Linked DNA regions of Homo sapiens: regions 1 and 3 are each linked to region 2. The links are chromatin contacts, found by Hi-C in ENCODE. All regions are on one chromosome and are shown on one strand. Each heading gives the region's core, a stretch centred on a gene start or an enhancer-like site at or near the end of the contact. The rest is flanking DNA. Distances are from core to core; before and after follow the strand shown.

Region 1 (2,818 bases), core at 4-2,503, 1.7 Mb after region 2:
GCACATCAGACTAAGTGGTTGATGCAACTGAACCAGTTTAAAGGCTGGTAAGACGCTTGCAGAAGTCTTTAGATAGAACTTGCAAACCATTTGCAAAAGGGTTAGGAACAGGTTGCATCAATGCTATGTTTAAGTCCTGCTCTTTGTAACTCAAGGCTCTCCCATTATCTAACAGAACTTCAGAATGAGGGTTCCTTAAAATTAGCTTCAGGTCCTTATGAGCTGTAGCTGAGCAAATGAAATGCAACTGCTTTAGAAGGGAGGAGCTTCCAAGATGCTCCAGTGGTCTTTTCCTTCCCTTCCTCGTATAACGCAATCGGTGGCACAATCCCGCTAAGTAGCATGGCATGCTGGCTGCCGGTGTTCTGTTAAATTAGGGTGAGTGCTTGTCTGTGCTTCAGTTTCCCTTTCGGTTAGGCAGGACTGGTCTTCCCACTAGCTATCATCTATAGTTTACTTAACTCTATTATCATATGATGAATCCCGTAAAGCTCTTCAGAATGTTAGGGAAACAGGTCCTATTATGTCCCCCACTCTACCTTCATGGGTGGGATGGGGGGTCTGGGGGTGGGACCACTGAGAGTCAAAGAAGTTAGGAAGTAATCTGTGTCACAGCAAGCTCCCTGGAAACTCTCAGAATAGCAAACAGGTTTCCTCTCCGCCCCTGGCTCCACGCCATATTTTCGTTTTGGCTAGTTCCTTAGCTCCAGAGAAAATCTGGCTTCACCTAGAATGGTTTAGAAACACCTAAGCCCGCGATGCTTTCCGGAGGGTCTCAGGCCTTAGCTTTCTCAGTAAAAAACAGAATTTCCATGTGTCCCCTTCAAAGCGCTCCTACCGGCAGCTGGAGTAAGGTAACTCCACCGCCGACCTCCGAGGAGTTCATGTGGACTCAGCCCAGGCGCAGAGAGGAAGACTCCTGAGAGTCCTCGCGAAGGAGGGAAACACACCAGAACTAAAGTTGTGAAGGCGCAAGAGGCTACTTAGGAATAATTCCTTGTATCTCTGGGGCAGGTCTCATCCTTCTAAAGACAGGAGTGACTGGGCGTCTTCTTCCAAACAGAGGGCGCTTAAAAATGTATTTTTAAAAAACATAACAGAAAGTCCTGAAACTCACCTTTCGGTCCGCGGAAGGGCTTCCTGCAGGCCCAGGGAATCTCCTGGTTGCTGCCCCGTCTGACAGCGCCCCGGGCCCTGGAGGGAGGTGTGGGTTCCTTTTTGGTTGCCTCTGCACTCCCACCCCGAGCCAGGTCTGGCGTGTAGGGCCCCGGCGCCGGCCAAGGTCGTGGGAGCCGCCCGCCCCGCCCCGCCCCGCCCCGCTCCACCCCCGCGCGTACCTGCCGCTGCCGCCGAGGGCAGCGCCCTCTGTGTTCCCTGCCTTCCTACGGGCCGACGCCTGGCATAGTTGAGGTTTCGCTCCAACTCTGTCCTGCCCCTGATGTCACAGGCACAACTTCCTGAATCTGGCTCGCCGTTCCGCCCGCTCCAGGGGCTCGGCCCAGGCTTTCCACCCTGGGCCAGCCCACCTCGGGTGCCTCTGGCCTTGGGCGCACACGCCCCAGACGCGCCCTCCCTCCCCGTCTTCCCGCCGGTGGCTCCCCACTCCCCGCCCCCCGCCATTACGTGTCCTTGCCCCCTCAGTCCCGGAACACGCCTCCTTCAGGACACAGCGGCTGCGGAGCCAGCCCCGGTGTCTCTCACAGACGCACCAGTGTTCCAGGAATGGGACACAGAACTCCGGGCAAACCCGGCTTCAGGGAAAACAGCTGCCTAAATAGAGGGCCTTCCTGGAAGGGGTGGGAGGCGTTGGAGAGGGATACCATGCGGCAGGTTGGGTGAAGGCTCCGATGTCTTATCGGGACAAATGAGCATGACAGTCCCCTCTAGCCAACGCCGGTTGCTCCAAGGGGTGCAGGTGACATCTCAGAAGAGTCTTTGTCTCTGCTGCCTGGAGGCGCTAAGGAAAACTGCGCCCCAGGAGCTGTCTGTCACAAGCAAATGACGGAGGGGAAAGCTGACTTCAAAAAGTTCTCAGGGGTTCTTCCCTCTCATCCTCAGCTGCTCTCCATCTACTTTCTATTCAGATCTCTTGGCTCTAGTTCCGAGCACATGGGATGCTAGGAAATGAAAAGACCTGCGCCCCTTTGAATAGGGGACTCCAGACACAAAGCTCTGATGATTCAGAGCTTGTTCAGTGCCTCCAGGGATACTGTGGGTGGGAAAAGAGGGGGATGCCAGGACCTGGCTGTGGATCATTTCAGGGGCCTCCTCAGTGTCATCCTGGGAGGTCCTCCCTGACAAGGGCCTGAAATGCTGTTCCCTCGACTGTATTTGCCAGGTACACAGGTACCAGGTGCCAGGTGCTGAACCAGGACTTGCCCTCCATCGACTGTGCCTGAGTATGGGTGTCCTTTGGCTTCTCCAAGTGGGCATTAAAATGACTGCTGCAACCAACTGTCACAACTGAGATTCAAGAGATTCCTTTCTGTTTATTCAGGAGAAACCACGTGGCTCTGAGTTGAAAGGCCAAAGAGAAAACCCACCATCCAGCCTGAAACGCCAAAAATGGCTAGAAAAAGAGGAAAATAAGTTATTTATTTATTTATTTATTTATTTTTTACAGAGGAAGACTAGATTCACAAGCCGGGAGAAGCTCAAATCTGTAATGACACTTTGAGCCTGCAGTTGTCTACCTATGTACAATGTACCTATGTACCTATGTAGGTTCCTCTAAAACTCCTGGAGCCTAAGGCCAGAGTATAGAGTCTAACAGGGCCATGAGGAAGACAGGCCTGGGATGGATGATAGTAAGGCCTTG
Region 2 (3,056 bases), core at 389-2,888:
CTATTCTCTTTCTTCCCTACAAAGGGAGTTAAAACAAGGAGCTGTTAAAACTTGGAGCCAAATTAGAGATTAAATTACATTAGCTTTAAACGGTTTTGTGAAGTGGCTAGAAATTTTTACCAGTAATCTTACTGCAAGTCCTGGGTCACTGAAGAACTCGGTAAATATGATTAGCATGCACGCACCAACACATCACTGTGATGAAAACGCAAATCACAGTATGTGAGTCACTACTCTCAACATTGCCATGCCCCTGCCTTAAACCTGCCAGCCCCATCCAGAGGATTTTTCTCATCTCTGAACTCCAATCATTTACACCTTCCCCCATCAGAATTTACCCTACATTTTATTATAATTGCATATAAATATGCCTTCCCTGTAACAGCAGGGACTGTGTTTCTCCACTGTATGGCCTGGCACAGTGTCCAGCACACAGCAGGCAAAGCAAGAGTTACTGCATGAGCCAGTGTCATCATCCAAACGATAGCTACCATTTCCAGAGCACCTACCGTGAGCTGACTAGTTTACCTACATTATCCTGGTGGCTTTCCCAGACCAGACCACCCAAACCAAAGCAGCCCCCCAGTCACCCTCTAGGCACATAACCCTATTTTAGTTCTCTGAATACGACTGATTGCTGTCTAACATATTTTGGTTTGTGTGCTTATTGTCTGTCACCGGTTTCCCTTCACAAGAAGGAAAGCTCCAAGAGGACAGGCATCTTATCTACCTTGTACTTGGCTCATAGCAAATAAATGAATCTAAGCCGCCCACCTCCCTGGGTGACAGAGTTGACCTGCACACAGTAGGTCTCAAAGAGTATGTTTTAAATTTTATATTTAGATTTCAAGATAATTGTGTTGAATATTTTATGGTTCATAACAAACAGAAAGGGGAGGGCAGAATAAAAATAAATAAAAGTTTAGTTACATTACCCTAGCACTGACATTGGTACGGGAATTTTTGCTGCAATAAGAAAGCCACTTCCTCTGACATAAGGTCACCCATACTTCTGGGTCTTGCCACATCCTCTTAGACAGTTCATCGTAGCTGGGCTGGCTGGGGCGGTCAGGACTCCAGACGCTCACACTAAAAGAGGGGTGGTAGTCGAGCAGTCACTCCACTCCTCTGTAGGGAGCTGGCCGCGAGTGGGTGCGCAGCAGGGTGCGCGCGGACCCGTGCAGCGCCCAGGGCGGCTGTGCGAAGCCGCCGCAGCCTGCGCGCCCAGGCGATTCTCCACCTTGGGGCTCGCCTTCCTGCCGCGTTCCTCTTCCTTCCATCCCTAAAGCGCGTACGCCCTGCAGAGTCAAACCTGGCGCATCCTCAAGCTTCCAGGGGGCAACGTGACCGAGCCCCGCATCACGTGTGCAGAGACGGCCTATAGTGTCTGAAGGATGCCACCTAGTCGCAGGCCCGGCGGCGCCACCAACAGCGACCGCGGTAGTCCAGCTCGCGCCGCGTCCCGGCCCCAGCCCGGCCCGGCCCAGCCCCGCCCCGCGCCCAGCCCCGCCCCGCCCCGCGCCCAGCCCAGCCCCCGCGGCCCGGCCCCCAGCGGCCGGCCTCCCGCGGCCCCGCCCCCGCCGCCCCAGTCCCCGCCCCTCGCGCCTTCGTTTATTCCTCCGCGCGCTGGGACAGGCTGCTTCTTCGCCAGAACCAACCGGTTGCTTGCTGTCCCAGCGGCGCCCCCTCATCACCGTCGCCATGCCCGGAGGTCTGCTTCTCGGGGACGTGGCTCCCAACTTTGAGGCCAATACCACCGTCGGCCGCATCCGTTTCCACGACTTTCTGGGAGACTCGTAAGTGGCCACCGCGTAGCCCTGTCCTGGCCTCGGTTGCGCCGGACTCGGAGGTGCCTTCCCTGTTTCTTCTCCCTGCCGTCCTCCCGGCCGCTCAGCCCCCTGCGCCGCCCTCGCCTTCCCCCGCACTGGTTCCGGCGCGCGCCAGGCCGTGTGGCCTCTGCTCAGCGTCGGCTGCGCTGCTGGGAGCTGGCACCCGTTCGGCCTGCCCTGCGCGGGCCACTCGATCCCTCCTGGCCTCCCCGCCTCCGGCGTGGCTGGGCAAGGCCACGCCAAGGTGGGGGGTGGGGAGGATAAAATTGTGTTCTGCGGGTTCTGGAAACTCACCGCCCGCGGGAGGGTTTGTTGTCCATTTAACTCGTCTTAGTAAACTGTGCAGGTAGCGTGGTCAGGCCGAGGGCGCAGGGGCGGGGCGGCATTGACGATCACTTCCCCGGACTAGTGCCCAGGGTCGCACCGCCCTCCCACCCTCCGTTCTGGAATTTGCTCCCTGGGGAGGATGGGTGTCTAAAGCCAAAGTCGGAGGACACAGCTGCTGGCTATAGGTTACAGGAAGGCCAACGTATCATCTGAGGGTGCAGTGGTATTTGCAGGCTTCTGGGCACAAAATGTGAAATTTAAAACCACTAGCTGCCAAGTAGGTGGCCGAAAGACTTTTTGTCCAGAGCCGCCTCCAATGGCCAAGATATGATTTGATAACAGCTTTAGGAAGAGCCAAGAACACTCTGCGTAGGTGTGCCTTCAGAGATTCCAGAACTTGCAACACTTGGAGGGAAGGACTTTCTGACGCTGTTCCGCTGGAGTGGCCTATTCTTGCTAGTGATGGCCGTTCCAGGCTCCAGGACACGTGTACTCCCCAACTTTGAGACTCTCTTGTTTTCCAGTGGCTTGCCCCTCACTGTCCCCTCCGCTTTCTACCTTGCTTCTAGCACATGAGCTTGCTGATGATAGCCAAATTGATGACCTGTGATCTGACTTGGCAGTTTTACCATTATGGATAGGAGTAGTAAATCGGTGTTGCCCTTTTTTTTTTTTAACAGCTCCTGAATCAGCAAACTGGAAGTTGCTTAGTTTTCATCAGAAGCATTCCAGGCATGTCTAGTTATATTATGGTTCTGGAGTACTAGTGGTCCCACTACACTGTGGGGCTCCAAGGCTTGACAACAGTTCTTCCCCAGATTATATCCTTTTTATATACAGTATCCAGGGAGACAGGCTTATGAAATTAATCAGTGATTGGACAGGGCTGTGCAGAGAACC
Region 3 (2,801 bases), core at 209-2,708, 1.5 Mb after region 2:
GGAGGATCCAATATGGTTTTGTGTAGAATATGACCTTCTAACAGAAGTGGACTTAAATTTTTTTTTCTCATTTTGGCATCTTATCCCTTCCAATGGAATTAAAATTCTGAATTCCTTTTTTTCTTAATAAAACTATTTTTTAAATCCTATTACAAATATATATTCATTGTAGAAAACTTGAAAACATTTTTAAAAGAACAAGGACAACAATAAAGAAAATTCACTACCTACAGTTAATATTGGTTGTTTATATTGTTACAATGAGATTCTCCAATTATTTATTGGGGTTTTTTTCCCCCCTACAAGGAAGGCAGCGTAAGCATTTCCTGTTATTATATTTTCTTTCTTTCTTTTTTTTTTTTTTGACACAGGTTCTCACTCTGTCACCCAGGCTAGAGTGCAGTGGCATGATCATAGTTCACTGCAGCCTTGACTTCCTGGGTTCAAGTGATTCTCCAACCTCAGCCTCCCCAGTAGCTGGGATCATGTGTGCACACCACACCACCCAGCTAATTTTTTTTTTTTTTTTTTTTTGAGATGGAGTCTCACTAACTCTGTCACCTAGGCTGAAGTGCAGTGGTGCAATTCTGGCTCACTGCAAGCTCTGCCTTTCAGGTTCAAGCAATTCTCCTGCCTCAGCCTCCCGAGTAGCTGAGATTACAGGTGTGTATCACCACACCCATCTAATTTTTGTGTTTTGTTTTAGTGGAGATGAGGTTTCACCATGTTGGCCAGGCTGGTCTTGAACTGACCTCAAGTGGTCCACCCACCTCAGCCACCCAAAGTGCTGGGATTACAGACATGAGCCACTGTGCCCAGCTGTACCCAGCTAATTTTTAAAAATTTTTTTGTAGAGATGGGGTATTGCCATGTTGCTGAGGCTGGTCTTGAATTCCTGGGCTCAAGCAATCCTCCGGTCTCAGGCTCCCAAAGTATTGAGATTACAGTCATGAGCCACTGCACCCAGCCTTCTCCAGTATTTTAACACTGAGTAGAATTCTATTGTGAATTTATTTAAAGTATTAAAGTGATTTGGGATTGTTTTTATCTTTTTTAGTCGATATGTTTTTCAATAATGTTTTAACATTCTCCAACTATTCTTATTTTTTTCCAAAAAAAAAAAAAAAGACAGAAATGGGCCCTGGTGGCTGGTATAATCAAGGTGCGGTTTTGTCCTTTAACTTCTCTGACAGCCTTCCCTGTTTATGGATCCTCTGCCTCTGTGAAAGCCTCAGACTTTGCCCTTACCATGTGTTTCTTAGCCCTTGTTTTAAAAAACAGGAAAAAGAAAGAAATTGTCTTCTCTTTCAATATAACAAACACCAGGTTGTTATATAGAAGATACAATTAACTTCACATTACCTGGTATGCTATGATAAACTATCTTCCAAAACATATATTTGTCTTCTAGTTTTTTGTCACTGCTTTGTCTGAGTTTTTGCCACCTTTGCAGAAAACACTGTTAGACGTGTAAATCTGAAAAACAGGAAGGTCTCATGACATTAGTCTTTCCTGTCAGCTCTCTTTTGAATCTCCTATAACTGTTAACAGTAGCAAAGAAAGCAATTTTGATACTTTGGAATGGAAGACATGAAATAGCTATTCTGAAAATAGTTGTGAACATACCAAGTTCATAGTGTTTAGTTAAGGAAAGGCCTTGCTTCATAAGAATTAGTGACTTGGTTTTTTTTTTTTCTTTCTTTTTGTTTGTTTGTTTGTTTCGTTTTTTTGTTTGTTTTTTTATCATGTAACTTTGTTTCAGATTTTTCAAGGTTGGGAGCAGAAATCCTCAGTAATTTATTTTACCCAGAATGTTTTAATCTGAAATTTTTTAAAAAACAAAAAAACTAGATATCTTATGACTGTTGCTCTCACACAAAAATAGGTGTTCAGAAAAGTAAATATATTCTTACTCAAAGAATAAAAATGTCAGCTGTTAGCAAAGTCATGAACCCATGTGTCATGATTCTTGATTTAGAGCTCTTAAATATACTCAATATGAACCCTGTCTTAGAAAAACAATTTGAAGAAATGTCTGGTGGTTTTCCCCTGTTTCATTCCTACTGTGTCTTGTGGTTTCTCTTGAGGTCAAGGGTGAGACTACCGTGCATGTTTCAAATAAAGAATTGTTTGTGTCTGTGTTCTAGATCTATGTAAAAACCTCACAGGATTGGGGGGGATATGCTCAGAAAGTTTGTTCTTTGTGGCACATTTTTTATAATGAAGTTCCATCTTGAGAGTTTAAGGGACCAGTTTCACCGGGTAGAGAACCGCATCTGCATTGCTAGCTAAACTCACTGTTGTTTCCCAGACAGCAATCCTGCCTTCCTGTGCCACTTGCGCCTTCTCCTTTTTACACCTTTGAAAGTTCACTTTGTTGCTTGTTTTTCCTCACCAGTTCTGTTCGTTTCTGTATGTCCAGACACTAATGCCCACCTCTGGCTATTGTTCTTCTGCAGAGGGAGAACCGAAGATTACAGGAGGCCAGCATGAGGTTGGAACAAGAGAATGATGACCTTGCCCATGAACTAGTAACAAGCAAAATTGCTCTACGGAATGACTTGGATCAGGTAATCCTTAGAAATGAGACTGTGATGACTTCCTCAGGGCAAAGACCGATTTGCCCTCATCACCGCCCCCACAAACTTGCTTTGTTCTTGACTTTGTTCTTGAGGAATGGACAAGTGGCAGGGACAGTCTGTTAATTGGAGACCATGGAAAACATAAGCCTTTGAGAAAGGTTTGGGTCATTTCTAAATAGCATGTGTGACATACTTTCTTTATACCTCTAAACTCTGTTA

The links. A loop is a pair of places that touch in the nucleus more often than their neighbours do. Pooled maps may share reads with other maps.
Region 1: a loop to region 2 is called in a pooled map, with 7 times the contacts of the local background. The contact joins the promoter of KIAA0040 here to the promoter of PRDX6 in region 2. A Hi-C loop is called at or near these places in 11 of 50 pooled maps.
Region 3: a loop to region 2 is called in a pooled map, with 5 times the contacts of the local background. The contact joins the enhancer-like site here to the promoter of PRDX6 in region 2. A Hi-C loop is called at or near these places in 4 of 50 pooled maps.

The regions. Positions count from the first base shown.
Region 1 is chr1:175,191,523-175,194,340 of GRCh38, forward strand. It overlaps KIAA0040, which reads right to left and starts at 1,254. Exons shown (of 4, transcript NM_014656.3): 1 at 1,118-1,254. RefSeq lists enhancers at 457-506, 647-696, 937-1,086, 1,807-1,916.
Region 2 is chr1:173,475,697-173,478,752 of GRCh38, forward strand. It overlaps PRDX6 (peroxiredoxin 6), which reads left to right and starts at 1,639. Exons shown (of 5, transcript NM_004905.3): 1 at 1,639-1,796. The coding sequence starts at 1,702. It overlaps LOC100506023 (a long non-coding RNA gene), which reads right to left and starts at 1,459. Exons shown (of 3, transcript NR_037845.1): 1 at 936-1,459. RefSeq lists enhancers at 644-1,180, 1,678-1,837 and a silencer at 1,438-1,607.
Region 3 is chr1:174,966,818-174,969,618 of GRCh38, forward strand. It overlaps RABGAP1L (RAB GTPase activating protein 1 like), which reads left to right. Exons shown (of 26, transcript NM_001366446.1): 21 at 2,460-2,570. Among named protein-coding and RNA genes, the nearest start is that of RABGAP1L-AS1, 14 kb to the left of the region's middle. Within about 2 kb of position 1,459, at least 8 of the 41 ENCODE cell types and tissues checked have a DNase peak (open chromatin) inside an H3K27ac peak, as active enhancers do.